Linked DNA regions of Mus musculus: region 1 is linked to region 2. A link is a loop called in an ENCODE intact Hi-C map of the cell type or tissue named here. Cell type or tissue: gastrocnemius. All regions are shown on one strand. Each heading gives the region's core, and the rest is flanking DNA. Links, peaks and the distances in the headings are about the cores only. Region 1 holds the start of Hvcn1 (hydrogen voltage-gated channel 1). Region 2 overlaps Cux2 (cut-like homeobox 2).

Region 1 (14,778 bases), core at 4,626-7,125, 330 kb after region 2:
GGAGGTGCCTCCTCAGGCAACTAACTGCAGAGCTCTCAACCGCCCAGCAGTGTCACCAGTCCTGTTCTATCTTAGCTGGAAGGGAGGACAGCCAGACCATTTTGTTGTTGTTGTTGTAGCCCAGGCTGGCCCCAAGCTTACTCTATATCTCGAGCAGTTTCACTAAACGAGACTCAGCATGGATGTGAATGTTTCACCAAAGAGACAGGAAAGGGGGACTGAGCAGAGCCACAGCCCACACAGGCCTCAAAGTGTGACTGGATTGGGCAAGCCTCAGCTGGCCACAGGGAGGCAACTGCCAGGCCTTGCAGAGGAGTGAATGAGCCACTCTCAGCCCCCAGGTCCTGGAAACAGGAACAGGTCACTCACAGAGGCAGAAGGATAGCCTGCCATAGAGCAAGGGTAGCCCACTTTGGCCTGAAACAGAGTGACCAGGGAGGGACATGGTGGCATGCCCCAGTGAACCTTGGGTCTCTGCCTCTGCATGGGCCCTTGGCCCAGCCCTGCCAGGAAGACATGAGGACCTGAGTTCAATCCCCAGCAGATATAAAAGAATCCAGGCATGGTAGTACATGTTTGTGATCTCTGCGCTGGGGAAGCAGAGACAGGCAGATCCCGGGGGCCTCATTAGCCAGCCTGCCTTGCCTCATTGGGGGGCTCCAGGCCCGTGAAAGACCCTTTGGTAAAAGACAATGTGGACGACTCCTGAGGAACACCCAAGGTGGACCTCTGGGCTCCACTTCACACACACACACACACACACACACACACACACACACACACACAGGCACACACTACCTGTTTGACACCTGCCATTGAGTGTTTAGGTCACATGACTGCACACCGACCCTCCTGACTCCCCATGGTCGGGGTAACATTGCTGCGCAGTACCCTCCATACCCAGCCCCCAGTTGTCACCCAGCTGCTCTCTCCACACCCCTGTTCCTTCCTGTCTCCCCATAGCTCATCACCAACTGACCTGCGCTTGGGATTCCCCCTCCCAGTTAACCACCTACCCCACCCCCAACCCAGCAAGCAGATCCAGGATTCGTTGTTTTGTTTATAATTTAAAATTTGGCGGGGCAGTGGTGGTGCACACCTTTAATCCCAGCACTTGGGAGGCAGAGGCAGTGGATTTCTGAGTTTGAGGCCAGCCTGGTCTACAGAGTGAGTTCTAAGACAGCCAGGGCTACACAGAGAAACCCTGTCTCGAAAAACCAAACTAAACCAAACCAAACCAAACCAAACCAAACCAAAACATATCATTTAAAATTTGCATATGTAATTATTTGTGTACATGTGTGGTAGGTGTGTATGTGCCTTAGCATGTGTGTGGAAGTTAGAGGGTAACTTGTAGGAGTTGGATGTGTCTGTCCACCCTGTGCATTCTGGGGTTTGAACTCAGGTTGTCAGGCTTGGCAGAGCAAGCCCCTTTACCCACTGAGCCCTCTCACCTGCCACCCCAACTATACATTTTATTGTGGTTTGAATGTTAACATTCATGCCTCCCCGCTCTAACTATAGATTTTTGTATTTGAGAAATGATCTCACTAGGTACACTGGGCTGGCCTGAAACTGAGAGAAAGAAAGAGAGAAAAAGAGAGAGAGAGAGTGAGAGCGAGCGAGCGAGTGCTGGATATGAAAGGTCAAGCAGTTCGCTTTCTTTTCTTTTCTTTCTTTCTTTCTTTCTTTCTTTCTTTCTTTCTTTCTTTCTTTCTTTCTTTCTTTCTTTCTTTCTTTCTTTCTTCAGGGTCTCAGCTTGAATTCTTGCTCGCCCAGAACTCACTACGGCAGCCATGAACTTAGTATGCCCCTACACAAGTGTCTTTACTCCTCAGATCACAAGCACGCCCCACCATACCTGGACAACGGTCTGTATGTTTTAACACACACATCACAGTCAACCTATGCCCCTCCCTACCTCAGAGGCCCATGGCTTCTTGGTGCATTGGCAACCCTCAGTCTCCATTGGCCTTAGCATTGCCTTTACCCACCTCAGACCCTGCAGATGCGGTTGGTTCCCTCTGCTGCAAAAGTTATCCCTCATCTCAAAATGGGCTCCACCCCATGTTCTGGTAGCCTTTAAATGTCACCTCCCTGAGAACCCTCCCCTGATCTCTTCTCAATGGTCCTCACCTCCTGTGACATGGTGGCCGGTTCTTCCTCCTAGCTCCATATTCCCAGAAATAAGGCTCTGACTCAAAATATACTTATAAATAAATACCTTGGCCATACAGCTAGGCTCTTCTCTGACTGAAATCATAACTTAAGATATCCCATTTAAGCCGGGCGTAGTGGCGCATGCCTTTAATCCCAGCATTCGGGAGGCAGAGGCAGGCGGATTTCTGAGTTCAAGGCCAGCCTGGTCTACAAAGTGAGTTCCAGGACAGCCAGGACAGCCAGGGCTATACAGAAAAACCCTGTCTCAAAAAACCAAAAAAAAAAAAAAAAAAAAAAAAAAAAAAAAGATATCCCGTTTATTTAAACTTGCATTCTTCCTTGTGGCTGGTTGCCTGTGTTCAGGTTCTATGCATCTGCCTTGTCACGTCTTCCCAGGTGGCTTCCTTGCCTGGCTCTCTCCCAGAATTCTTCCTCCTCCCGGATGTCCCACCTTCTATTTCCTGCCTAAGCCATGGGCCATAGGCTTTTTGATTGACAGGTAACACAGCCATACAACACAGTCTGTACTTCCTCCATCCCCACCTGTTAGGCTCAGCCACGACCTCCCCTTGTCCTACCTTGTATAATGCATTTGCTCTGTCATTTGGTCCTTTTATGTCCTTTCACAGAGCAGTCTTGATGCGGGTCCGTGGTACCCACCAGCCTCTGCTGGTTTAGTGCCCGCACTTAGACAACACTCAGAGATAATTTGTTGAATGAATATAAGATCACCCAGCTGGCACGGGCAGGATGGAGGAAGGATTGAACTCCAGGCCTCTTTGATGGCAACTGCTGTCTTTCCATCTTTCCAGATCATTCTGAGCAACCAAGCAGAAGTCAGCCTCAGGGCACGGGGTTGGACGTCATCAGCCCAAGTGTCGCCGATGCCAGGAATCGAACCCAGGTCCTCACATGCTAGGTAAGTGCTCTACCTCTGAGTTCCATTCCAAGTCCTAGCCACACTGCAGCATCACACAGGTCCCCAAGCCTCATTCAGACATGGTCAACTACCTACCTACATACATACACTCAGGGGCTGTCACAGATGGTAGTGAATCACATGGAGGTAGGTCCAGGTAACTGATGTGACTCTGGGAACTCCAAACCCATCCCTGGCTGAAACCTCACCCCCTTCTTGCTTCCTTTCCCTCTTCTCACGCACTCCTGGGTGCTCTGGGAAGGGAAGTGGTCGGCTGCAACCACGAGATACTGGAGACACCAGAGCCTTTGAAGGTGGCCTTCTCTCCCTGCTGGTGGAGGAGGGAAGAAAGCTCAAGCAGAAATAGCCTCCAGGCCCTGGGCTTAGATCTTACTTGATCTGTTCTGTGAGCATCAGGAGGGCAGGACCACCATACCTGGACAGTGATGGATCCTCACACAACAGAAATGTGAAGGACGTGGTGGGGGTGGGTTGAGGGGGGAAAGGGACTTCCTCATGCTTGAGAACAAACCAGCAAATATCCAACCACACAACTCTGAAGCGTCTCTGCAAACTGGGGCTTCTTTTCAGAGCAATGTTTTTCTCTCAGTGTATACAAGGTTACCTTGAAATGCGGTCCTGAAATTATTTGTTCTTTGGGCTGTTCTGTCTTACCAATCAGTGGCCTCACCCCTCCACCCAACCAGAGTGGGAGTTCTATGGGGACAGAAGTCGCTCTGTCCGCTGTCTCTGTGGGATTCCCCAGGTCTGGATTCACAATGACTTCAGACGATAGCTTTGCAATCTTCAAACTTCCTTGTTTCTCGCCTTACTGATTCAGCCAGGATCTTATACAGTGTTTAAAGCAGCAGTGGTCACAGGCTTTCAACACTCAGTCACTAATTTATATGGTGTCCTAGGTTCATCTTTGTTTCAGTCACAAATACCCTGACAAAAAGCTCACAGTTCTAGTCACAGTCCATTGTTATAATGAGGACACCAAGGCAGCCTCATGTCCACAGTCAGGAGCAGAGAGAGAATAACTCATGAGTCCTGTTTGTTTCATCGCTTAGCTAACTTTTTCCTCTCTCACATAGCTGCAGGAGGCCTGCCTAGGGAATGATGCCGCCCACAGTGAGCTGGGTCTTAAGACAATCCCCACAGGTCAACCCAATGTAGCCGGTCCTTCATTGAGACCCTCTTCCCAAGTGATTCTAGGCTGTGTCAAGTTGAAAGCTAAAAGGGACAGGTACACACAACAGGGAGTCAGCCAGAGAGTCCAGAGCTTGGGTCTTGGTAGCTGAAGCCATATCTTGTCTTATACTGTTTGTAACTCATGGCAGGATGTATTGCTGATGTCAGCCCACAGCTTTGAGGTGGTTCATTAGATGGAGGGACTCCTGTTCCTTCTCCCTGGCCTTCCTCACCCTACAGACATGAGGAGGAACTGTCTCACCCTGTCTAGCTGACCCCGAAGTAGGAGAGTTTTGATTTTTTTCCGTGTGCCTGTGCACTGCATGCATGCAACTGTCTGTGGAGGCCAGAAGAGGCCATCAGATGCCTGGTTGTCAGCCACCATGTGGGTGCTGGGAACCAAACTTGGCTCTTCGGGCAGAGCAACAAGTGCTCAAATCGTTGAGGCATCTCTCCAGCCCTGAGAGATAAGTTTTGGATGAAACACAAGAAGGCTGAAGTTCAGGATGGAGCAGGCCATACCTTAGGAACTTTCAGGAGGCTGTTATATCACAACATTTCTGAGGAGTCCTGCCACCATCCAACCTAGCTTGCCACCAGCATGGAGGACAGGGGAGCTGGTAGAAGCCAGTGGATCAGAGACCAATGGGAGGCAGATAATGTTCCTGTGCAGTGCCACACAGTATTGCAGCACCCGTGGAGATGCAGCCTTAAGCTCGAAGGGGGCTGTGCACTAAGCATCTGGAAGGGAGGCTAGCCCACACCTGCAGGTGGTTACAAGGAAACAAGTGTTGCGGATAACCGGCTGAATTAGGCCAGAATTGAAGCTGAAGTCACTGAACTCTAAGGAAACTGGCTTTTAGAGTTTCACACACAGCAGCCATGAAGGGCTGGGGTTCTGAAGAAGCTAAAGTTTGGGTTCCATTACACGGACCCGGGGCTTTTGGGCTGCAGTGGGTCTGAATAGGTGTGCTAGGAAGCCCACTCCTTCCCCTCCACACACACACACACACACACACACACACACACACACACACTGTCTCTTAGTGACTCTCCTGAATTTTCCTTCCCAGCCCAGAGAGAGTGGGTTCAGTCATTCCCCCACCAGCTTATGATACATTTCTTTTGCCCTTACTTTCTTGGGACTGTCTCCATTAGCAGGTAAAAAGTTTCTCTTTAACCTGCTCTTGCATCAGTTGGCCCCCTGAATTCAGCTAGGGAGTTCATCTCCTCCAGTAAACACAGGAGCTTTGGAAGAGAGAGGGAGGAGGAGGTCCTTGGATGAGGCGTTTGAGTGGGGGTGGGGTGGGATTAGCCGGAAGAGAGTTCCAGCCCTGTGCATACTCCCGGGGTCTTTGTCATTTGATAGCCGCTTCAAGTTAGTGCCTCTCAGCACACTAGTGCCTCCGTAGGCCTTTGAGTTTGCAGCAGCAATAAGTTCGAGCAGCTCTGGAAACTCCCGCCACACCACACCCCCAAAGGCAAGGGCCCTCCCCCTGGGCTCTTCAGAGCTGGGGTGTGCCTGAGTCTCTACCCTGGGATGAGAACAGAGCTAAGCAGACTGCTGCCAGGTAACGAGGATGAGGCTTGGGGTGGGGAGGTCAGGGCGCCCCCCTCTTCCTTCCAACCTTAGTTGTATCTCGAGCTGAGGGCAGCTGCGATCTTCTCCCTGCTCTGCACACCCGCCAGCCGCGGGGCCCGGGAGGGAGGAAGGAAGCCCTGGCCACCCTCCATCCTCGTGATTCCCTGCTGCTCTTTTGTCCATTTTGGCTGGCGGGGAGTGGAGGACTAGGCCAGGGGGCACCGTGGGGTGACCAAGGCCCTGGCTGCTTCTTGAACTGTGACTGCCCACCCCGCTCTCCTCCCCGGGGAATTGAGCATTGACAGGCGCATCCTCTCCTGGTGGGTGTTAACCTGGATCCACAGCCATGACTCTGCCACACCCAGCATCTTGTGACTTGTGGAGAAGTAACCCTGTCCCCCTCACACAGGTGGAGAGAGCCAGCCAGCCACTGCAAAGGAGTGCTGCAAACTACCAGCAGGTGAGTGTGAAGCCCTAAGCCCTGTTTTCCATCCCAGAGCCCTACAGCCACCCCAGGGAGACAGCAGGAGGGAAGGAGATACAGCTAGCACCACAAGAGCAGACCCCCAAGGAGTCAGCACACTGGTGCACCCTAGCAAGAAGAAACCCAATTTAGTGGAGCCTTCTTGAAATGATTCGAAGCCCTATCTGTTGGGTTCAGGAGTGCCAAGGAACAAGAATGGTGGGTGGGTGGGTTGGGGCCTGGTTATACTGTAAGACCGAGAAGCAACAGCAACAGCGTGCATTTCTGCTCTTCTGAAGCCCCCACCACTTACCCAGCACCTACTGCCTGCGAGTACCTGATTCTACATGCCTTAGAGGTGGGACACTGCCTCTGTGTCTCTGTATCCTTCTCTGCCCTATGGCATTCAGAATGGCACCTACCTCCCAGGAATGCTGAGGTGATGGGGAGAAGCCTAGCAATCCCCACTCCCACCCCCAAACCTAGCACGGGATCCTTGGGAGCTGCGTTCCTCTCTGCTCAACCTTGCCCCTCTGAAGGCATTTCTGCCTACTGGGCATTTCATCTCAGGTTGGCGGGGACGCTCTGAGCTTTGCAGTGTTTCCTGACTGCCCACCAGCAGCTTGAGGTTTCTTGAGAAAGGCCGTGGTTGAGGATGGCAACTTCTGCCTCCAAGACTCCCCTGGCAGCAAGGCTGGTCAAGGCAGGGTTTTGAAAATCTCTAGGCTAGGTCTTACCCAATTCCAGAGCTGCTGGGCAGCCCACAACCTTCCCGTGGCCATGTTTTGCAAGAAGGAAGAAGCCCGGACTTCTTGTCCAGGCTTTCCCGCCTGTAGCGCATGCCTCCATCCTTCTTTCCCAACTCCCACTCCATCTAGGCCAGTCACAAGTTCTGGCCTACACAGATCTCCAGTCTGGATGCTGTGTCACCATGACTACACCCAAGTCCAGACCTCCATCCTCTTTGGCCCTCCCCATCATGTCCCTGCTATAACTTTTCATTTTTTAAAGATGTATTTATTTTATGTATATGAGTGCTCTGTGTATACCTGCATGGCAGAACAGGGCATCAGATCCCATTACAGATGGTTGTGAGCCACCGTAGGGTTGCTGGGAATTGAACTCAGGACCTCTGGAAGAGCAGTCAGTGCTCTTAGACCTCTGAGCCATCTCTCCAGCCCCCCTGCTATGACTTGACCCTGAGCACTACAGCATTTCACACAAGCTGAGAGCCCTGCTAGACCTCCCCAAACTATTATTATTATTTCTTCTCCTCCTCCTCCTTCTTCTTCTCTTCTTCCTCTTCCTTCTCTCCTTCTTCCTCCTCTTTCCTCCTCGTCCTTCTCTTTCTGTTTTTGGAGATAGGTTTTATCTCTGTAGTCTTGGCTGTCCTGGAACTCACTCTGTAAACCAGGCTGGTCTCAAACTCACAGAGATTGCCTCCCTGTGCCTCCCAAGTACTGAGATCAAAGGTGTGCACCACCACGCCCAGCGTGAGAATTCTTCTTCTTCTTCTTTTTTTTTTTTTTTTTTTTGGTTTTTCGAGACAGGATTTCTCTGTGTAGCCCTGGCTGTCCTGGAACTCACTCTGTAGACCAGGCTGGCCTCGAACTCAGAAATCCACCTGCCTCTGCCTCCTGAGTGCTGGGATTAAAGGCGTGCGCCACCACGCCCGGCCACTCTGTCCTCTTAAGTTCTTGCTGTTAAAGAACCTTCCTCTTCCTGGGACACTTGTCCCCACGAGAGCCTGGCCACTCAACCTGCAAGAGCCTGGCTTCCCATCTTGCTCTGTTCTGAGTGTGGCCTCAGCCCTGTCCTTGAGGTGTTTGTCATCTCCTGTCCCCTTCCCTTTTATTCTCCCTGAACCCAGCCAGCGCAGGGTCTAGCACGGATGAAAGGCACAGGAGGCTCTAGCTCTGCTGCTTGCAAATGAGCGCAGGCTTGGGTCAGACTTATCAGTTCTGCTTGCTCAACAGTCTGCTTTCTCCACCACTGCGCAGACCCTAGCATGTCCTTCCTCCCTGCTTTCGTGGCCTTCAGCTTCTCCCGTTCAGGTATTGGGAGGGGGGAGAGGGTTGGCAACAGCATCCACTGTACTACACACACTGCTGCCCACGCAGTTGCTAGGGAGCTCTGGAAAGGTTTCTGGAATGAAGTGGTCAGGTCTAGGATGTAGCCGTTTGGAAGCCCCTATCACTAGATGTCTGACTAGGTTGCATCTCTCTAGCCAATGTGAGGCTTCTCCATGGCCACCCAGGCAGTGGGCTTCACCACTTTTATTTGTTTGGGCTAGTTTATTAGGGAGGACTTGAGAGTTGAAACCCTCTGTCTTCAGTTGGTGAAGTCAATGGATTTTGTTTGTTTGTTTGGTTGGTTGGTTTTTTATTTTGTTTTTGTTTTTCTGAGACAGGGTTTCTCTGTATTGTCCAGGCTGTCCTGGAACTCACTTTGTAGACCAGGCTGGCCTCGAACTCAGAAATCCACCTGCCTCTGCCTTCCAAGTTCTGGATTTTTTTTAAATTTTATTTATTTATTTTATATATGTGAGTACACTGTAGTTGTCTTTAGACACACCAGAAGAGGGCATCAGATCCCCTTACAGGTGGTTGTGAGCCACCATGTGGTTGTGCTGGGAATTGAACTCAGGACCTCTGGAAGAGCAGTCAGTGCTCTTAACCACTGAGCCATCTCTCCAGCCCCTCCAATGTTTTTCTGTGCAGGAGTTAGTTTCTGCTTTGATGACACAAGGCTCTTTTTTTTTTTAATATATATATTTTTTACTATATATAAGTACACTGTAGCTGTCTTCAGACACTCCAGAAGAGGGCAGCAGATTTCGTTACGGATGGTTGTGAGCTACCATGTGGGTTGCTGGGATTTGAACTCAGGACCTATGGAAGAGCAGTCAGTGCTCTTAACCATCTCTCCAGCCCCAACACAAGGCTCTTTTACCTGAATGTAGGTTGGTAGATTGTTTATTCAACTGCAGTGTGTGTGTGTGTGTGTGTGTGTGTACGTGTCACAGTGTGCTTATGGAGATCAGACGACAACTTGCCAGGGTTGATTTTCCTCCTTCCACAATGTGGGTCCTGGGGTCAGACTCAGGATGTCAGGCTTGGCAGCAAGCCCCACTACCAGCTAAACCATCTTGCCGGCCCTTTGCCTGCAGTTGTGAAGGGTTGCATCTGAGCCCATCTCCTGTTTGTATAGAAGCTGTCACCAAAGTTGCTGACACTCTTGACAGTCGTCTGTGCTAGAGGCTACACACATAAAAAACTGTTGGTGCTACCCCACGGCTGGCATCCCAGTTCTGTGAGGCAGAGAGAAGAGGACCTCTAGGCTTCTCACAGCCAATCTCACAGAATTGCTGAGGTCCAGGTTCAGAGAATGTGTGTCTCACCCCCGCCCCTCAAATCACACGGAGAGAGATGGAGAAAGATGTCCAATGTTGGTCTGGCTCACATAAGGGAATAGGTACAAACGCACCGGATTCAAGGTGCATGCACAGTGGGGTTTGGGGTTGGAAGGGGTGGGGAACCCCATTGTGCTCACCAGTAGCCTCACTACATCCCCACAGGGAGAGTACTGGGCATCACAGCAAGGACCTCCACCTAGAGCTCACTGCCACAGTGTGGTCCCTTGGGGATGGCGAGTGTCCCCGGTTTATAGCAGGGACATTTGGTGGTTTTAAAAAAGTCCCAACTGTGATCTCACAGATGCCTAAAAGCGTCTTCCAATGGTGCAAATGGAGAGGCCCTCAAAGCTGCCTTTCCTCCAGAGGCTCTGGGTGGGGTCTGCGGACCCTTACCAGTTCTTAGGGGTGCACATAGCATGAGCTAGCCTCCCAGCATCTTCATGCCTGCTTCTCTTTGCTGCAGCCCCTTCACTCTCGCCCCTCCGCTCCTCGGACAGACCCTCCGGGTTCCAGTGTGTCTACCTGGGCCGCCTCCTGTCACACAATCTTGAATTTAGTCACTGTGCACACATAATGTGACAAACTCCTGGGTTCAAGGGGAAAGGGCCTGGGTGGTCTAGGTGACTGTGCCACCCCAAGAGGAAATCAGGCTGGTTCTGAGAGATGGTGTGTCACTCCCATTTGTATAGGAGAAAAAGTGAAAAAGTACATGCAGGCTTTCCATGTGCACGGAGGCCTTCTGTGTGTGTGTGTGTGTGTGTGTGTGTGTGTGTGTGTGTGTGCAGGCCTGTCCTGTGAAGAGGGAAAACCACAGAAGGCTGTGTGGAGGAGACACTTCTGGGAAGGGAGCGTAAGGAAGATGGAGACTTCCCAGCAGACATCTTTCTGCTTAAAGTTTTACTCTGTGCCTCTGACAGCTATGTTAAAAATAATTTTGAAAAATCACACATAGTCATTCCAGAACCAAAGAGAAAGAAGAGACCCACCAAAGTTATCCTTTAAAAGAGGGCCAGGGGGGCTGGAGAGATGGCTCAGTGGGTAAGAGCACCCGACTGCTCTTCCGAAGGTCAGGAGTTCAAATCCCAGCAAGCACATGGTGGCTCACAACCATCCGTAACGAGATCTGACTCCCTCTTCTGGAGTGTCTGAAGACAGCTACAGTGTACTTACATATAATAAATAATATCAAAAGATGGCCTAGTCGGCCATCACTGGAAAGAGAGGCCCATTGGACACGCAAACTTTATATGCCCCAGTACAGGGGAACGCCAGGGCCAAAAAGGGGGAGTGGGTGGGTAGGGGAGTGGGGGTGGGTGGGTAGGGGGGACTTTTGGTATAGCATTGGAAATGTAAATGAGCTAAATACCTAATAAAAAATTAAAAAAAAATAAAATAAATCTTTAAAAAAAAAAAAAGAGGGCCAGGGGCCTGGAAAGATGGCTTAGTGGTAGAGTCCATAGTATGATTGCAGAAGACCTGAGTTTGATTCCTAACACCCACACTGATCAGCTCACAGCCACATGGACTCCAGAGCAGGGGATCCTCCGTCAGGCCTGTGAGAACACTTACACAATCCTATACACACACACACATTCTAAAATATATATGTAACCATATATATATATATATATATAATCATATATATTATACATGTGTGGATACACATGCACACACACACTTTAGAAATTTGGGGAGGGGGTTGTGTACATCTCTAATTCTATACTAGCGAGGCAGAGGCAGATGGATCTCTGTGAGTTCAAGACCAGTCAGGTCTACACAGCAAGCTTGACGCCAGCTAGAGCTACATGTTATAGCTTGTCTTAGAATTTATTTTCAAGATTTTTATTTGTATGTCTGTCTGTCCATCTGTCTGTGCACTGTGGCGCATGTGTGGAGACCAGAGGGCAATCTGTGGGCGTCAGCTCTCTCCTTCCACCATGTGGTCCCAGGGATTGAACTCAGTCAGCCCTTTTACCTGCTAAGCCATCTTGCCGTCTCCAAATTTCATGTTTAATTTTGAGACAGGGCCTCACTCTGCAGCCGATGCTAGCTTTGAACTCACCAGCCTCCTGCCTCAGCCTCCTGAGTGCTGGGTTACAGCAGCACCACATGCCAAGCTCAGCATGCAACATGCAAGGTGCTGAATCTAGCTGTCTTCCCGTTGTAGAGCGTTCTCAGGGCGTCTCCACTCTGTAGCAGCTGCTAGTGTTTAAAGGCTGTATGGTATTCTGCAGTGTGACTCTATCCGTTTCTCTGTGGATGTTGGTTGTTTCCACTCACTGGCCACGGTGACTACTGTATGCTTCTCACAAATGCTCGCAAGTGAATCCAGCACTCAAGCAGGCATTCCTGAGTATTGCCAATCTCTCGGCTCTCTTCCCAGACCATCCCTTCTAACTCATTTTGTGGCCTTATTTTCAGGTACTGCTCAAACGGACCTTCGAGGACAGATTGCGGAGCGTCTACTCGAGACAGCAGGGTGACAAGTCTGCCTCCAGTTCTCTCACTGTTGGATCTTGAGACAACAGGAAAATGACTTCCCATGACCCAAAGGTATATAGTGACTGGGGGTTCCCACCGAGAGAGGAGGATCTTGTGGGTGTTTCTTTCAGGAGAGCCAGGGTTTGCTAGACAAACCCTGACACATCTAGTTTAAGAACCACGTGGTCAGAGCCTACCTGGGTGTGGTGGGGGTCATCGGTAATCCCAAACACTTGGGAGGTAAAGCAGGGGGTCAGGATTAAGAGATTCAAGATCGTCCTCGGCTACCCATTGAGTTTGAGATCATCGTTCTGGCTCAGTGAAGCCAAGCCAAGCCAAGCCAAGCAAAGATTTCTGGATATCCACCTGTGCAAAGGTGTGATCTCAGACTTGCTCCTGTGGGTACTTACAGACTGGGTGGGCAAGGGAAGATTGCTGGGTTCTCCAGAAAGGTTCTTGGCCTCCAGCAAGGCAGGGGTCTGCTACCCACAACTAGCGGGATGAAGTTGGCCATAGAATTGTCTGCAGCCTTTGGTTACAGGGAGATGGGGGACATGAGCTGAGAGGCCAGTGACATAGTGGGGTTCTGGGAACTCTGGCCCAGTATGGTGTTTTGGTTGGCTTCCGTTTTTTGTTTTTTTGTTTTTTTTTGTACTAGTGACCATGAATGCCAAGGTAGGCAGAGGTGTGTCCCAGAGGAAGCAGTCACAGCTGAGGTAGAGTCCAGGTGGCTCTGGGGATTGGAATGAAGTCAGCTGGTTGCAGGGATGCATTATAAGGTGCTGAAGGATTCTCCCCAGCCTGTGTTAGGGTGTGGGACCAGCAGGGGAAGTGGACGTTGGAATGGAGAACCCAGCAAGGACAAACCCCTTGGGGAACTGGAGCCAACTCGGGTATGAGGCCACCACCAGGAGCTGTCTCCATGGTTGACAGGGGCCCCTTGTGGCAGACTGGCCCTTTTTTGGTCAGAGACAGCATGTGCCTATAATGGCTGAGCCTAGCCTGGTGCACCATGCTTTGAAATGCTTGCTTAAATAGTTTGCTTTTATGGCTTTGAACTTGTCCAGCACTCGTAGATTTTTCTTTAATTATATATACATATGTGTGTGTGTGCATGTGTGCATGTGTGCACGCACACACTCATGTATATTGTACCACGGTGCATTTCTGGAGGTCAGAGGACAACTTGTGGGAAATCTTTTTCTCCTTCCACCAGGCAGGTGCCAGGAATTGAACTCAGGTCATTGGCCTTGGTGGCAATCACCTTTACCTGCTGAGCCATGTCCTCCTGGTGTTTTTGTTTTTGTTTTTGTTTTTTTGTTTTTTCGAGACAGGGTTTCTCTGTATAGCCCTGGCTGTCCTGGAGCTCACTTTGTAAACCAGGCTGGCCTCTAACTCAGAAATCCACCTGCCTCTGCCTCCCAAGTGCTGGGATTAAAGGCGTGTGCCACCACCGCCCAGCCCTCCTTGGTTTTAAAAACACAAGCATATTCAGGGCGGGGGTGAGCGCGCATCACTGCACAGAACTGATTGGCAGTTACTAATTCTGCAGAGACGGCCTTGGCCACCTGCCTGGACATTGACTTCCTTAGAGTCCCTTTCTCCTTCTTCCTTTCCCTGTCCCTCAGTTTTCCATTCTGGGAAATGGCAGCCTACAGAGGTGCAGTGAGGATTATGCCTGGTAGTGGCATTAGCAGGGCACCTGGGGATAGCTACCATTTCTCAAAGGCTGGTAACACCATGATAGGACAAGCAAGAGGTGTGGCCCACCTGCTAGCCTCATTCCACAGATGGACACACACTCCTGGCCCATCTGCGGGGCTTGGAAGCCAGGTGTGTAGAGGAGGGGGTGGGGCACCCCATCGGCTCACAGAATTCCTCTGGAGGCCTTGAACTTGGTGGAGGTTCTCAGGCTCGACACACTTCTGGTGAATTCCGAAGCTCTTGAGTTTGGGACTGTGGTGTGTCTGGTGATAATGGGGTGTGGCTCATCTGTGGAGGTTTGTCTGGTGTGCATTAGGCCCTGAGTTCAGTCTTTCCAATATACAGCTGGCCTCTCTGGTGAAACTGTCGGTGCTGTTGGGGGCGGGGGTGGGGTGGGGACACAGCCCGAGAGTTCCTTTCTTTCCCCTGTTGGGACGCTCCACTCAGGGCAAGCCAGAGCCTTGACTGTTCCATAGAGAAGAGTTTCAGGATGAGCCAAACTGAAACCAAAGTAGTTAATTTATTATTTAGACAGACAAATGGATGGGAGAAGGACAGACAGCCCCAAGGCATAGGTTTCAGCTTGAGGGAGATGTGCTTAGCTATCTACGACGCCTGCATAGGATGCCTTGCATATTGAAAAAATGGAAGTGCTCTTTTTAGGCTGAGGGATGTGAGCAGATGCTAATACAGGGAGACTCAAGGTCACACATATGCCAGCCCTCGGGGAGAAGCTCCCTTGTCCTTGACATTCATGGTCAAGGGTGTCTTCAGGGCAACATACGTTGTTGCTGTGGGTCACCTTTGCTATGTCCAGTGTGCTATGTCTGGTGTGTTTCTCTCAGGTTGTTGGAGGCAGA
Region 2 (14,778 bases), core at 5,423-7,922:
TTTATGGCCAGTCCTGCTATCTTGTATTTGGTACTGTAGGCCACAGTGGGAAGCATACCAGGATAGGGGGGGGGGGCTTCCTGGAGGAGGTGACACTTAAGAGAGTGGCGCTTGGCTAGATGTCCTGGGAAAGGGGATAGTCTCAGGGTCCGGATGTCTTGCTGAACAGCTGAGATTTTGTTATGGGGCAGGTAGTGAGACACGGGAGAGACCTGAGCTGTGGCATACCTGCGTGTGTTCCAGGAAGGCCCTTCTGGGGCCCTGGAGGTTACAACTGACCTGGGAACACCCTGGGATGATAGAGGAGATGCAGGCAAGGATCAGAGGTCATGGGCAGAGGCCACACTTACCCCCCTTCTGAGACTCTATCTCCTTCTTGGCCTGCTCCAGGATGCTCTTGATGGCGTCGTCCGAGCCTGTCTCAGGTGTGCGGATTCTCGGGGTGATGCTGCCTGGGAGGGGCACGAAGGTGGCGGCTGTGGGGCCTGCAGGGGGCGGGGTCAGGCCCTGGAGGTGGGCAGGAGGGTATGGACCAGATTGTCCTGGGGTGGGTGGGGAGGGTGACAAATGGTAGGTGGTGTAGTGACTCCGGCTTTGGGGCTGGAACTAGGACCCTGTGCGTGCTAGGTCAGTGGTTAGGGCTGGTTAATGGGCCAGGATGATTATGGCAACAGCGGACACTTCTTAAGCAGTTCGGAGCTCTGGGTCCTTTTAGCCCCTCCCCCACGGGCCAATGTCGAGAATGGGGTGGGAGGTGGAAACTGAGGAATCAGCCCAGAGCTGGGGCTTAACTGCCCAGAAAGGGCTGCAGAGGGAGGGAGGGGTGGCCCAGTGCAGGAGGGAGCAAGGTCACGAGTCTGTCCCTCGAAATAGGGAAACCAAGGCACAGGGTGGTGGCTCACCCACCCCGGGGTCACCCACAGCTCTGGATGGCGGTGGGGCTCCTCCGTGGCTTACCTCGCTGCCTCACCTGGATGGTGCGCAGGGCCAGCACATTCTGCTCATCCGACAGGAACTGCTTCATCTTGATGAAGGGCTCCTTGCCTTTCACCGTGAGCTTACGCCACGGCTTGGGCCGGGCCAGGATCTCACTCACCGAGCCCTGCGACAGTCCCAGCACATAGTGGCCAAACACGCGCTGGCCAATGTTGTGCTTGAGAAGTTGCTCCTTCACCTGAAAGGCGATCTCAGCCGTGTCCAGCTGCTCCTCCTCTGGCCCAGCCCCATCCACAGCCTCCGGGGCCCCTGTGGGCTCGGGGCAGGGCACGGAGGCAGCAGGAGCTGATGGAGGCTTGGCACCACCGTAGAAAGTCGGGGGGAATGCCAGCAGGTTTCCCGTCTCCCCTTTGAAGGCAGCTGGGCCCATCATATGTTTGGATAGCAGTGAGTCCCCAGCCAGCCTCTCCCCCGGGGCCAGGCTGGGGAAGGGGGACAGCGAGAAAGTCCTTGGCCCATCAGGACCCAGGCTGGGGCCCAGCAGGGGCTGCGCAGGGCTTGGGGACAGCGGGTCTTCCGGGCCTGGCGGAGGTGGAAGCTGAGGAGGGTAGGGGGGCTCCGTGCCCAGTGAGCCCTTGATGGAGTCATCCTCCGAGGGGTCTTCCTCTAGAACACCAGGGGGGATGCACAGACAGACAGACAGACAGAGGTGCAGAGGGACCAATTGTGATGGAGGGGAGGGATGTGCAGAGGCAAGAGAGATGGTTAGAAAGGGAGAGAGAGAGAGAGCAGAGACAGAGGATATGGGGTAATGGGGGGACAGGATGAGGGACTAGCTATAGGTCTCAGAAGCCATAAATACCCATGCTTGCTGTTGTCCCTCATTCTCGAACCCCACCTCCTCAGACCCCCTTCAAATGCTAGCTTGTGGGACCCACCTGCTGCCATTGGGGACATTATCCTAGCAAGCAGGAAGGGAGTCACAGTCACCCCAGGGGTCTAATGCCTCCAGTGCCTAGTCACTCAGGCCACCCAGCACTTCCCATTTAAGAGACCAATAATGAGCCTGCCATCTTGGCGAAGGTCACAAGGCTACAGGGCCACTGAGCCATTTGTGGGAAGAAGGGCAATTTTAAGCTGTGGGCCATGCCCTGGGGGTCGGCTGTAGGGTAGGGTATAGACACCCCTCCCCTGACTCCTGAGTTCTTATTAAAGTTCCAGTATCCAGCTAGAGTCAGGGTCCAGGGAAGTCACTGGGAGCCTTGGGTCTACCTGTGACCCTGAACCTGGGAAGCATCACCCAGCAAATGCCCAGCCTACATCCCCGGTCTGGATTCTTCTGCCTCATGAATTGCAGTGATCCTGGGGCATGAAGAAGTCCAAGGGCATCCTTGTCCAGCCCCTCAGCCCAAGTGCCCCCTCGGTGAGTTCCTCGTCCCCTACCAGGGCTGGCCAGCAGCGCAGGCTTCTCCAGTAGGAACTTCTGTGTGGGGAAGAAGACATCCTTGGCCACAAGCAGCGGGTCGTCAGGCTTGGCCAGCGTCTGGGGGGTGGGGTGGGAGGAAGCAAGGGCGAGAAGGTACGGCTGGTGCAGACTTGATGGAAGCAGCCAGCTTTGGGGGACAGGGACAGCGGTGGCAGGGATGTGTACCTGTGGGAGGCTGCAGGTGCTGGAGGCCAGCTTCATGGCTCTCAGGATGCTGCGGGGAGAAAACAAGAGGGGCCGGAGGTCAGCAGGAGGAGATACCCCAGGTGGGGTCCTGTAGACCAGGCTGGGTTCGAACTCACAGAGATCTACCTACCTCTGCTTCCCAAGTGCTGGGATTAAAGGCTTGTACCACACTCACCACACCAAGTCATACTTGCCTTTCTTTTTTCGTTTTTCTATATTTCATTTTGCATATGGTCTCATGTAGCCCAGGCTAGCCTCAAATTCATTTTGTAGTGGAGGCTAGACTAGAATTCCTGATTCTCCTGCCTCTGCCTCCCAAGGACTGGAGCACCACCAATCTGTTCTTCCCTTTGTCTCCTGTTTCTGACTTCCTCCTCGCTTTCCCTCCCATTCTCACCCCCTCTTCTCCTTTCCTCTGGGGTTCCAGGGAAGGAACCCCAGGCCTTTGGCACACTACCCATGTCCTCTCCCATTGAGCCATCCTGCCTTGTGGTTTTAGGCTAGACATAGGTAGAAACTACCAAATACATATTTTTTTCCAGAAAGTTCCAAAATGCAAAAACTGGATTTGCCTCGGGACTGCACACTGAGTACTAATGTGGCCTCGTGGCAAGGGAGGGACGTGCAGTTACCGTGTTAGGAATCATGGGAGAAGAGATGATGAAGTCACAAGAGGCTGCACCTGGGTTCCATGGAGGACACTACCACAGTGCTACCAGGCCCGGGCTTAGTCATCCCACCCTGGTGACACCAAGGGTCAACTGTCAACTGAAAACTGTATCAACTGCAGGCTTAAAGTCACATGTTCCAGTGAGTTGGGTCTGGGGAGCCCCGCATGCCCACAGCCTGCGTTTATCTGACTGCCGAGGAAGTCCCCAGTTTCCACACCACAGTGACAAGGTGACAAGGTGACAATCTCCACAGCTTCACGGAAAAGGACCAGTGTGCTGGTTTGTTTTTCTGCCAACCTGACATGAGCTAGAATCTTTTGGGAAGAGGAGGTCTTCACTGAGAAGGTGCCTTCATGAGACTGGCCTATAGGCAGGTCTGTGGGGGGCGTTTCCTTGATTTAATGATTGCTATGGGAAGGCCCAGCTCCTCTGCAACCAAAGTGGTCCTGGGTGCTCTAAGCAAGCAAGCTGAGCAAGTCATGGCGAGCAAGCCAGTAAGCAGCACCCCTCCATGGCCTCTGCATCAGCTCCTGCCTCCAGGTTCCTCCTGCCTTGGCATCCCTGGGTGATGGGACTGGATGGAACCCATAAGCTACAAGATGGCGTATGTTGGCGCTTTATCACAGCAACAGAAACCAGGCGAGGACAACCAGTTTGTTTTGTGGAGGCCCAGGCCAGGCTGCCAGGCCTCCTGGCTTGACCTCCTGAATGCTGGCTGCACTAGTGAGCCTTTGCCACCACACCTAGCTGTGACTGGACTGGTTTTGACAGAGAGAGAGATGTGGACCCCAGAGTGGACATGTGGGGGAGGAGCTAAGGAGCTTTCTGAACAGTCCCAGCCAACATGGTACCTCAGCTCTGTTTTAATCTCTTCATAGTCAGCCTGGGCCTCGAGCTTTTCTTGGAGTTTCTGGAAGACAAAAGGATCTAATGAAGCTGGCCCGTGCTCCCAGCCCACCACCGCCCGCCCCTGCCACCCTGGGACCTGCCTCTATGGCCTCGGACTTGGCAGCTAGCTGCCGCTCCAGGTCAGCGATTTGGTTGGCTGAGACCTCCTCCAGCTCCTGCAGGGAATGTCGAAGCTGCTGGGCGTCCTTCAACAGCCTCAGGATCTCTCTGTCCTTGGAGGCCAGAGCTGCCTCCAGCCGCGGCCCTGAACACAGAGCAAAGCTCACCTTCTCCTGGGAACAGAGAGTGCTCTCAGTGAGTGGCTTTGAGGGGCTGAACCCCAGCATGGCATGCTGCCCCTGGACCTCAGGTGGAAGGGAACTTTCCATCTGGCGATCTGACACTGCTGTGCCACTTGCACGGTTCCCCTTACAGAAGCCGTGCTTCATTCAAGACTTGAGTTGTCAAAAATACAACCATGGCTGGGTGTAACGGTAAAGACCTCTGCACTCTGGAGTCAAAGGCAGGAGGGTGACCACAAGTTCTAGGTTAGCCTGAGCTACACAGTGAGACTTTGCCTCCAAACAAACAAACAAACAAACAGACAAACAAAAACAACCATGAAACAAAATAAACCCCCAAACGAAAAAAAAAAAACAAAACCTAGCTGGGCAGTGGTGGTACATGCCTTTGATCCCAGCACGCGGGAGGCAGAGGCAGGCGGATTTCTGAGTTCGAGGCCAGCCTGGTCTACAGAGTGAGTTCCAGGACAGCCAGGGCTACACAGAGAAACCCTGTCTCAAAACACAAACAAAACAAAACCACAAAACCCCTAGGGAGAAAAAAGTTGTCTGTTGGTAAATTAGGGGCCTAAATTTCATCTCTGGAAAAAGCTGGGTGTGGTTGTCTCCAGGTATAACCCAGGAAGCAGAGGCAACTGGACTCCTGGAGCTTACCCGTGAGCCTACGCTAATTCATGATGTCCAGGTCAGTGGGAGATCCCATCTCAGAAAGTGAGGTGGACAGCCTCAGGGGAACAGAATCCAAGGTTGTCCCCTGGCTTCAGTACACACAGGCAATCACTCAGATCCATGTGTATAGGCATACGTGTACATGTATATGCACACACACACACACACACACACACACACACACACACACAAAAGTAAAAGTGGGAAGGAACTGTAGCAGTGGCAATTCCAAAATAGGTTTGGGGTGCTGGGTCCGTCGCCAAGGGAAATGACCCATCCAGGAAACCATTGACCCTCAGGGCCAGAGCAGCCACATTGCAGCCACAGGCAGTGTTTCTGCGGCATCCCCTGATCTGTTCCACGCCTGTCACCCATCTAGAGGTCTTGGAAACTGCCCCTGGAGTCTCCGTTCCATCTATGACAAGGTACAGGCTTGTACAGGTTCTGAGGGACCTGGGTCAGGCAGCTCTCTGGCTTTATTACACAATCTAAGAAGTACTTACAAAGAAAGAAAAAAAATCGCAACAAACTCTTCACACACAAAAAAACAACCCCACCACTACTAATCCAGCTTTCTTCCTTGGAGATAAATGCCAATTAAAACAGGAAGCGGATGCCATTAATACATTAAATTAATTAGCATCAAGTGCCACTGTTGTGCTCAGAAAAGCTGCCTCCCAAACCAGCCGGGGATTCCAGTGTGGCTGCTTAGTCATTTGCAGGTTCCTCGGGGGTTAATTAAGAAACGCTGGTGACTCCTCCCCAGGTGGCCACAGCTCCCCTGTCTCTCCAGACAGACTCGCTTCTGTGGGACAGTCACCTGGTAAATCACCAAAGACTTGGGACAGAGTCACATTTACCTTCCTGGATGCTCATGCAAACACACACACACACACACACACACACACACACACACACACACACAGAGTAAAGACCTTTTCGGCCATTGAAGACCCACAGTCACTGTTACACATCACACCAGACGTGCACATTCGTGGGCGCAAGAGGCAGTGAACTCTGAGGAGCAGAGCCAGATTCTGCGCACGGTAACCGCCAAAAGCATTGGCTCTTTCCCAGCACAATCTATGAGCCAAGCAGTTCTCTCTATAACCTTGTACGCTAGCGTGGATGGGAAGGAAACTAAAGTGCTGTGACATCGGCGCCCGTGTGCTAAGGAAGGCGGAAACCACAGCTGCCACTTGGGATGATGTAAGGAATCGTGACTCTAACCCTCCAGCGTGCAGAACCCCGGGAAGGAGACCGACAGTGTACAAGACCCATGGGATGTGGGTTGTGACTTAAGTCCTTAGGCAGGCAGTGACCCCAGGACTCTTGAGGGTGCTGGCCAGGAAAAGGAGAAAGACGGGTTGATTTCACTTAGGAACCTTGGGGTTAGTAGCTGGAATTGGCTCTTTATAGCACTGGAGGAAGGGGCGGGTCCCACCAGAGTCACCTGCAAGGTTTAGGACTTAAGGGCTGAAATACAAGCCTTCTTACAGTTCCTGGTCAGGGCTTGAAAATTCCCAAGCGACCACCAGGCAATGAGAGACTGGTGTTCAACAGCACCCTCTGGTGGCCACCACTCACAATGCCCCGTGGTCCAAATCCTGCTGCACCCTGCAATGGGTGGTACCTTCTTGGCGTTGGGAACAATTCGGGCATTTCCAGGCAAGGCGAGGGAGGCATCCAAAGGAAGACACTAGGCTTTTTGTTAACCAATAGTCAGCAGAATCTTGCACAACTAAAAGCAGTGCACACTCAACAAGACCCTGTTGCTACAACAGGTTACAGTAAGTCTTGTACTATGCTGACCTTAACAATGCTCTCTGCACTCAGAGACCCCGTGCGTCCCTGCTCACATCCACGTCAGTCGGTTGGTCCTCGCAAGTGACACCCACTTTCCCTATGTGCAGAGACATGGGCTTCCCCAATCTTTTCCCTCTGCCTTCCCCCACGTCCCAGGTGCATCCTTCTTACCCCACTGGGTCCCTGGGGGGAACAGCAAGCCAGGCGAATGGAGCTGTTGACTGACGCCAGCTGCTCCCGAAGGCTTTCCACCTCACGCTGGGCAGCCTCTGCTCGCTGGGGGAAGAGAAGAGGGGAGCGGATGAGAGAAAGAGAGAGAGAGAGAACAAGGATGCCCTACACCTGTACCACCCTGGATCTCCAAGGGCCTAGGTTCCCACAGTCCTGAATGCAGGCAGGCCTGGACCTGGGAAACCCTGTCACTGAGCCCCACGGTGGGTACAAAGGAAGAGATGTCTCACCCCACCTTTCCTGGTGAGATGGTATTACTGAACAGAGGCCACCAGGGATGGCTCTAAGTGATTAAGTGATGCTAGGGTACCTGAGACCCCCCAAGGTGAGAACACTCCTTCTGCCAGGGAGGGAAGGGCAAGAAGGGGCTGTCTGCACCCATCCCCAGGTGGTTCTGTCCCACACTGGGGCCTGTGTCCCTTCTCTGGCTCTGGCTCAAGACTGTACACTGGGGGGGGGTATCTGCTATCTTCAGAGGTGGTCCCAGTTCAGTGGCTGTCACAGCCTCTGGGTGACTCCCTTGGCTTTCTAAGGCCTCAGTTTCCCTTTTACAGAATAGGGGTATTAAAAAAAAAAGTCAGAGGAGGCTCTCGTGCTCGAAGGCCAAGCAGGGCACACTGTAAATAGAGTCCGTGGTTGAGCTTAACTCTATTCACACATTTACTTGGCTATTTGTTCCAGGGTCTTCTATAGTTGGGCTGGCTTTGAACTTGATATGCAGCTGAGGATAACCTTGAATTCCTGGTCCTCCGGTCTCTACCACAAGTTTGTGCCACCACACCTGGCTATGATCTCTTTTCTCAAGGCCATGTCATTGGCTAAGAAACCTCCCGCTGGGGGTTTGGCAACAGGGTACTAGCCTCTTCATTGGACAGCCAGGCTGGACCCTGCAAAGGCGGGATCGGTTTGGCCCCATCTGCATGTCCGTAGGGCAAAGAACCCTTGCCCCAGTAATCCCATTTTGGAACTGGATCCATCCTTCAGCTCCTGCACGTGTGAGATGGTGTCTGCCCGAGGGTAATCGTGAAGGTGTTGGTTGGGAGAGGGGAAAGGTGGACATTAACTATAAACAGTCATCTAGAGTGGTCTGGCTAGAGCAGACTTAGCAATCTATAGCCCACTAACTGTTCTTATAAATAAAGCTTTATTGGCATGCAGGTGTGCACACTCGGGGTGGACACAATTTTTCCTGCTGCAGTTGCTAAGTTGCCTCTTTGGCACACAAAATGTGGTTCTCACAGTGCTAAAATATCTGTTTGCTGTTGTGGGAAGCAGAACCTGGTGTCCCAGATTAGGCGAATGTGTGCCAGTGGGTACATCCACCAGAGGCAGGTAGAGCCCGTGAGGCTCATGTGGGTCTACTGGTTGGTTTGTACATGGGTGGACATCCCTGGAAGGAGAGCCCAGAAACTGGTCAGACAGGCCGCTGGGGCAAGGGGCACTGCCTTGGATCTGCTCTGGTTTGTCTTTTCTGAATTTTGAACTATGTGAGTGAATTACCTATTTGAAGGGTAAGACAAGGGCTGGGTGATGGTGGTTTTAGTTCCAGAGGGAGGCAGAGACAGGCAGAGCTCTGTGAGTTCAAGGCTAGGCTGGTCTACATGCCAAGTTCCAGGCCAGCCAGGGCTACAGTGAGACCCTCTCTCAAAAAACCAAAACCACTAAAAATGCTATGCAACTGATATAAATGGAGATCTGTAGTGACAATTTTGGCATTTTGTTTTTTGTTTTTAAATACATAATATTTTTTCATTTTATTAACCCCAGGTGTGGAATACGGGCTGTTTCAGACTGTCCACAGCAGTCGACTATGATTTGCCTAGTGCTCTATTGGCATGATTTTGCCAGTTGTGAATAGTTTCTCTGTTTGTATGACATTTGGAATCTGGGGGCTTTTCAGAGGATATATAATGCTACAGCCCCGAGAAGTAGGGTGGGTTGTTGGTTGGTTGCTGTTGGTTGCAGTATGTTAAGTCATCATGTGCAAAGAAGAAACAAGAAGAAATGAGATATCCTGATGGTGAAGATCAAACTTATCCCAAGGAACTCTACAGCTCTGATCGGCAGGAAGTAGTCTAACAATAACATCGGTCCCTCCCTTTCTGGCCTCTTTTCTCTCCTATTTAGTCTTAAAGGTTAAAGGGGAAAAAAGGGCGGAGAAGGTTGGAAGAAAGAAGAACCCACAAAGTAGCACCAGAGTAATGATCCCTGAAGTAACACAGGAGCTGGCTGGAGAGGTAGGGCTCAGTTGGGAGTGTTTGTTCAGCATGAAGGAAGCCCCACCCGGTTCCAATCAGTAACACAGTTTATAAAACATAAACCAGATGTGGTGGCACACACCTGCAATCCCAGCACTTGGGAGGTGGAGACAGGAGGATCAGGAGTTCAAGGTCACCCTCAGCTAAACTGGGAGTTCAAGACCAGCCTGAGATAACAGCAGATCCTGCCTCAAAACAAAGAAAGAATTCCAGCCAACCATGGGAGCAGAAGCCAGGAAAATCACTATCACCACGGCCCTGGCCCTGCTTCTCCTGGGTGCCCACTGCTCCCATGGGGGCCAGAGCTCAAGAGGTTATCAGTAGTCTGGCATGCTGCCCACAGAGACAGGCCCCAGGGCCTGTGATCTGAGGGACTCTGCCACAGGGCCTCCCGCAGTGACCCAAGCAAAATGACACTGTGCCTTGCCACAGGACTGGCCTGCTGATCTTGGGGTTATCTCTATACCCACGGGCAGACAGGGAGATACTCAGTAATCAGGGTGTTGTAGGTCCTTGGGCAAGGCCAAACAACTTGGGTCCAAACAGCCGCAACCCAGCTAGGTGCCCCACTCCCCCCCCCCCCAGCCCTGCTCCCACCCCCACCCCTACCCTCCACAGGAGACTCCCACTCACGGCTCACCTGGTTGGCCTTCTCCAGGTTCGTCATGATCAAGCCGACCTCATCGGCCCTGGGACACAGAGGAAAGGGGCCCTGAGACAGGCTGGCGGCTTCCATGCAGATCTCTGCCCAAAAGTGCAGAGCCATGGAAGCCGCCCTCCACGCTCCCCAGAGAGAAAACATACTGGGTGGGGGTAAAAAATCTCCACTGCTGGGAACTAGGGACTGGGTCTCAAAACTCCTCCCCTACACCTCTCTTTTCTTGAGACAGGGATTCTCAGTGGAGCCCTGTCTACCCCAGCACTTGCTCTGTAGACCAGGCTTGGCCTTGAACGCAGAGATCTGCCTGCCTCTGCTTCCCAAGTGCTGCTAGGTGGTTAGCGCCTGCTACCTGCACAAAGCTCTTCTTAAAGGCAGCCCAGGGCCCAATCTTTGGGGAGCTACAACAGGGGCTTTCTCCTCACCTTCCCTCTAAGAATCGGACAGTGCTCTTGCAGTGACTCCCCAAGGTGGGGCCCTTGTCTACGGTGCCATTCCCTCCAGACTGTGACACTGGGGGCGTAGGACAAGTCTGCCTAGCTTGCTGGGACTCTGGGGGCTGGGGGACATGACTGGTCACATCCTTGCACATCCTTGAGGCCTTCGTAGGCACGCACTGTCTGTACTGCCTGAGGTGCACTTCCTAGTGTGTCATTTGAGGCTGCCTGCCTGGGCCACCCCTGCCTCCAGCTCTTCCCTTGGAGAAACCAATTTCATGCTCGATACAGTGACTGCACACAGTAAGTGCTCAGTGGTGGCTGTGAGTGGATTCGTCATAGCCTGCTACTGCCTGTGTCTGCTTTAGGGACTGGGTGGTGAAGCGTTCATGTTCCCTCCAGGGTCTCAGCACAGCACCAGATAAACAGTTGGTGTTCAATAAGTGTTTATGACGTGAGTGATGTCTTAAACCGGAAGAAGTGACTGCACTCTGAGTCGTTTAGATGCTGTCACTTGGCCTCCACTGGTTGTACTGGGAAACTGAGGAATGTGTAGGGCAGGTGGTAGAACCAGAGGTCAGGGGTCATGGGTCAGGGTCGGGGGTGAGGCTGTCCAGTGGCCTCACTCAGGTGGGTCCAAGGGTGTTGTGACTCTGGTGTGTGAATAAAAGGGAAGATGGGTCAGGTGCATGCCTGGGGGTCACTTGCTCAGAGAATCAGAAGGAGGTGGCCTGTGTGTGGCAGACAAAGGGAGGAGGCGGTGTCCCCAGCTCACTTACTTGGAAGCAGCCTCCTCATCGTATTTCCTCCTCAGCTCCAGCAGCTCTGTCTGTGTGGCCTTTAGCGCTGGGAGGGGTGAAGGCCAGGTGAGGCGGGGCAGCTGGGTTGTTCCGCCCCCTCCCTCGCTCCGCCCCCCTCCCCCCACCCCGCCCCATACCCGCCCCCCCCCCAAGCTGGGAGGCAGTCTTAGTGGGAGAGGGATTGAAGACCTGGCCAGGTGGGGGACCTGGGGCAGGAGGACTCATAGAGGCTTGGGAGTTCCAGGTCTGTGAGCTGCTGCTGAGATTTCTTGAGAAATCCCAGTTTGCTTGTTCATTTGGTTTGGTTTGGTTTTTTAGGGACAGTTTCAGAACGTGGCCAAGGCTGGTGGGGAAAACACTAGGTCGCTCAGGCTAGCCTTAATTCTCCTGCCTCAGCTTCCTGCCAGTTACATTTCCAAGTTTTGACAGGTAGGCTACCCACTCTGGGGCCACTAGACCCTGCCTGGTGGCCCAGGGCATTAGTCATCTTCCTGACAATCTGGCTCTAGCAGGTGCCCTAGTCACCATCTTTGACACAGCTTAGTGCATGGCTGTCAAAGGTTTGCCCCATTTGGTTCCACCCCAGCTTCTGACCCCTGTCTTTGGGCACACCGGATTTATGTCCCCAAGTTCATTGTTTCACTGGCCACCCCTGTCCCCCATCCCCACGCTGCTTCAAGCCACTTGAGGGCTCCCGCCCCCCAGAGTCAGAGTCATACCTGAATGTAACACCTTGATTTTCTCCTCTGCCTCCCCCAGCCTGGCTGCCAAGGTGATGTGGACTTCTTGGAGACCCCTGGAGAGACACGGGGCTGCTCAGGCTGCGTGCTAGGACCCACCTGGTCCTACCACAGTGGGTGTCACTCCCCAAAGCCGCCCTGGTTTTATTCCCATTCCTGCAGCCGGCGCTTGGACGCTCAGGAGCCCTTGCGAGGAAAGTTACATGTACAGAGCTGGCGGCCGACCTGTCTCTTTCCTAATAGAAGACAAACCCCCAAACTCAGATGTTACCTCCGTTCCTTCATGGCTCCGTCCTCTCTGGCTACTCTCACCTTTTGGCTGCTCCAGGCTAGCTCTGACCTCAGGGCCTTTGCCCAGCCTCTCCCCTCATCCAGTCACACCCTTTCCATTGGCCGGAGCCTCACTGACGGAGGACTTTACCCACCCCCTCCCCATGTCCCTCTGGAGCCACGTCTCCCTTGGTGCACTAGAAAGACCACCCCATTGGTTCTCCCTGTTCTTGCCAGACTTTCCTTCACTATTGTATTGATGTGGCTTGTCTTTATTTCTGTTCCTTCCTTCTGCCAGCTCAACTATGTGGAAGCCTAGGTTCTGGCAGACTCTCTCTGAGTGAGACCGATGGCTACTGTCCACTCATGTTGTGTCAAGGGGAAGGCCCTTGATGAGGCCGGTGGACCTGGTGTTACCCCCTGACAATCTTAAGACCAAGGTTCCCAGAGAGCTGGAGCCATGCCTGGGTTCTGTTACTGCCACAATAGACAAGAGCTCCATGACCCCGTGACCCCAGAGAGGTGTCTTAACACATACAAAAAACAAAACAACAACAACAACAACAACAAAACCCTAAACCACCACCACCACCACTACCACCACCAACAATAATCCCACTCTATCTTTCTTCTGGATAAGGCTGATGAATGTACCCATTCCCCAGACAAGGCAACTGAGACTGGAAGAGTGAGCTGGGAGTTGTAGGGCCGGCCTCAGAGTCCCTCACCCTTTCCCATCTCCCTCCTGCCAGTGACTGCCCCAGGGCTTCCTGGGCAGCCTGCCCTGCCTCCCTCCTCACTTCTGTCTCTCGGCCTCATTCTTCTGCAGCAAGGTGTCTGTCACGAGGGTGTCCTCGGGACCTGGCAGGTGGTTACCGTTGGCTGGCGTGTGCCCCGTGGGACACGTCCCCTCGTTCTGCTCTGCAGAAGACAAGAGGACCACACTCAGCACCCCAACAGCTGCAGGCAGAGGCCCGCCTGGACCCCTGAGATCAGTTCATTAGAGATAGTGGGGTGGGGGCAGGGAAGGGGGGACCTACTGGCCTGCAGGCTGGCAAGCTCACAAAGTGTGCTGGCTGGGTTTTATGTCAACCTGACACAGGCTAGAGTCTTCTGAGAGGAAAAAGCCTCAACTGAGAAAATGCTTCTCTAATAAAGGGCTGTAGAGAGCCTGTGGGCATCTTCCTAATTAGAGACTGATGGGAGCGTCCCGCCCACAGTGGGCGGAGCCACCTCTGGGCTGGTGGTCCTGGGTTCTATAAGAATACAGGCCCAGCAAGTCACAAGGAGCAAGCAAGCCAGTAAGCAGCATCCCTCCATGGCTTCTGCAGTAGCTCCTGCTTCCTGCCCTGCTTGAGTTCCTGTTCTGACTTCCTTTGATGAACAGTGATGTGGAAGTGTAAGCCAAATAACAAACCCTTTCCTCCCCAACTTGTTTTGTGGGGTTTCGTCATAGCAGTCATAATCCCGATTGGGACACAAAGCCAAGCTCTCAAAGTTCCAGCCTTAGCCAGCACACCCTGGGCCCCTTTTAACCATCCACGCCCACCCTAGTCATCTTTATTACTTTTAAAATTATGCTAAAATATACGTGAGATCTACCACCCAAGCCATTTTCAACTGACACCACAATAGTATCTGTTTGTGCGCTAGTGTGTGTCAGGTCCAAAGGAGGCTCCGTTTCCCAAAATCCTGGGGATTAGACAAAAGCCAACATTCCTCAGGGGCTTGTAGAGCTGGTCCCCTGCCACCAAAAGGAGACATTTCCCTGGTCACTGGCTGAAGGGACAAATGACTACTGTAGTGCATGGTAGCACAGCAGCACCCATGCTGGCCTCCGGGCTCCCACACTGACACATGTACCTGTTAGACATTTTACAGTCCCTATGGTGTCCCCAGCTCTTCCCATCCATCCCCAGTTCCCAGCCACTTGTGTTCTTTATAACCCTGCCATTTTGGCTCTGCTCCCTCTTCAGCCCACACACTCTCTCTCCCTCTCATCCCCTCCCCGCCCCATCTTGGTCTCCCTTGCTCTGTGCCTGCTTCTTGCTGGCCATGTCCAGTCCGCTGGCTGTGTTCGATCTACTACTTTCTCTGCTCTGGACTCTTCTGGCTACCCCTGGCCACTCTCTCCCTTGTCTCTACAATAAACACCTTCTCCTTAACCATGCCATCATCTGTGGCCCTGCTACCATAATTCAGTGTCACCCAGATCCTGCCCTCTGCCCCACCCCCATCCCCAAAGGCTGCTCAGGTTTGGCTGCAGCTCTGACATCTAGGTTTGTCCCCAACATCCCGCAGTGGTGTCATTGGTACCTCTGGCACTGGGTGGCTCTGGGCACCTCTTCCACGCGATGTGCACGTCTTGTAGGCGCTGCCCACTGGGGTCAAAGCTGGGACGCTGCAGTCTGTCGTCTAGAGTCCGCGCCACCTCAAATGA

What was found. Hi-C counts contacts between places; a loop is a spot of excess contacts. Peaks named below come from ENCODE experiments on the same cell type or tissue, not always from the same donor. Only the 100,000 strongest peaks of a DNase experiment are listed, where the experiment ranks them.
Region 1: a loop joins it to region 2, with 1.9 times the contacts of the local background. A loop is called at or near these places in 1 of 42 quality-filtered maps.

The regions. Positions count from the first base shown.
Region 1 is chr5:122,204,078-122,218,855 of GRCm38, forward strand. It overlaps Hvcn1 (hydrogen voltage-gated channel 1), which reads left to right and starts at 5,652. Exons shown (of 8, transcript NM_001042489.2): 1 at 5,652-5,844; 2 at 6,265-6,315; 3 at 12,155-12,286. The coding sequence starts at 12,266. In gastrocnemius, for the core only: no CTCF peak of the experiment used is centred there; a DNase peak (open chromatin) is centred at 6,010; H3K4me3 peaks cover 981 bases; H3K27ac peaks cover 684 bases.
Region 2 is chr5:121,872,700-121,887,477 of GRCm38, forward strand. It overlaps Cux2 (cut-like homeobox 2), which reads right to left. Exons shown (of 23, transcript NM_001312908.1): 6 at 14,655-14,778; 7 at 13,139-13,259; 8 at 12,048-12,124; 9 at 11,308-11,374; 10 at 10,074-10,122; 11 at 7,116-7,220; 12 at 4,269-4,460; 13 at 4,131-4,189; 14 at 2,588-2,636; 15 at 2,380-2,479; 16 at 958-1,602; 17 at 351-452. The region is part of intron 1 of Gm52785 (a long non-coding RNA gene); the gene reads left to right. Among named protein-coding and RNA genes, the nearest start is that of Gm52785, 13 kb to the left of the region's middle. In gastrocnemius, for the core only: a CTCF peak has its summit at 6,704 (motif pointing left); DNase peaks (open chromatin) are centred at 6,202 and 6,703.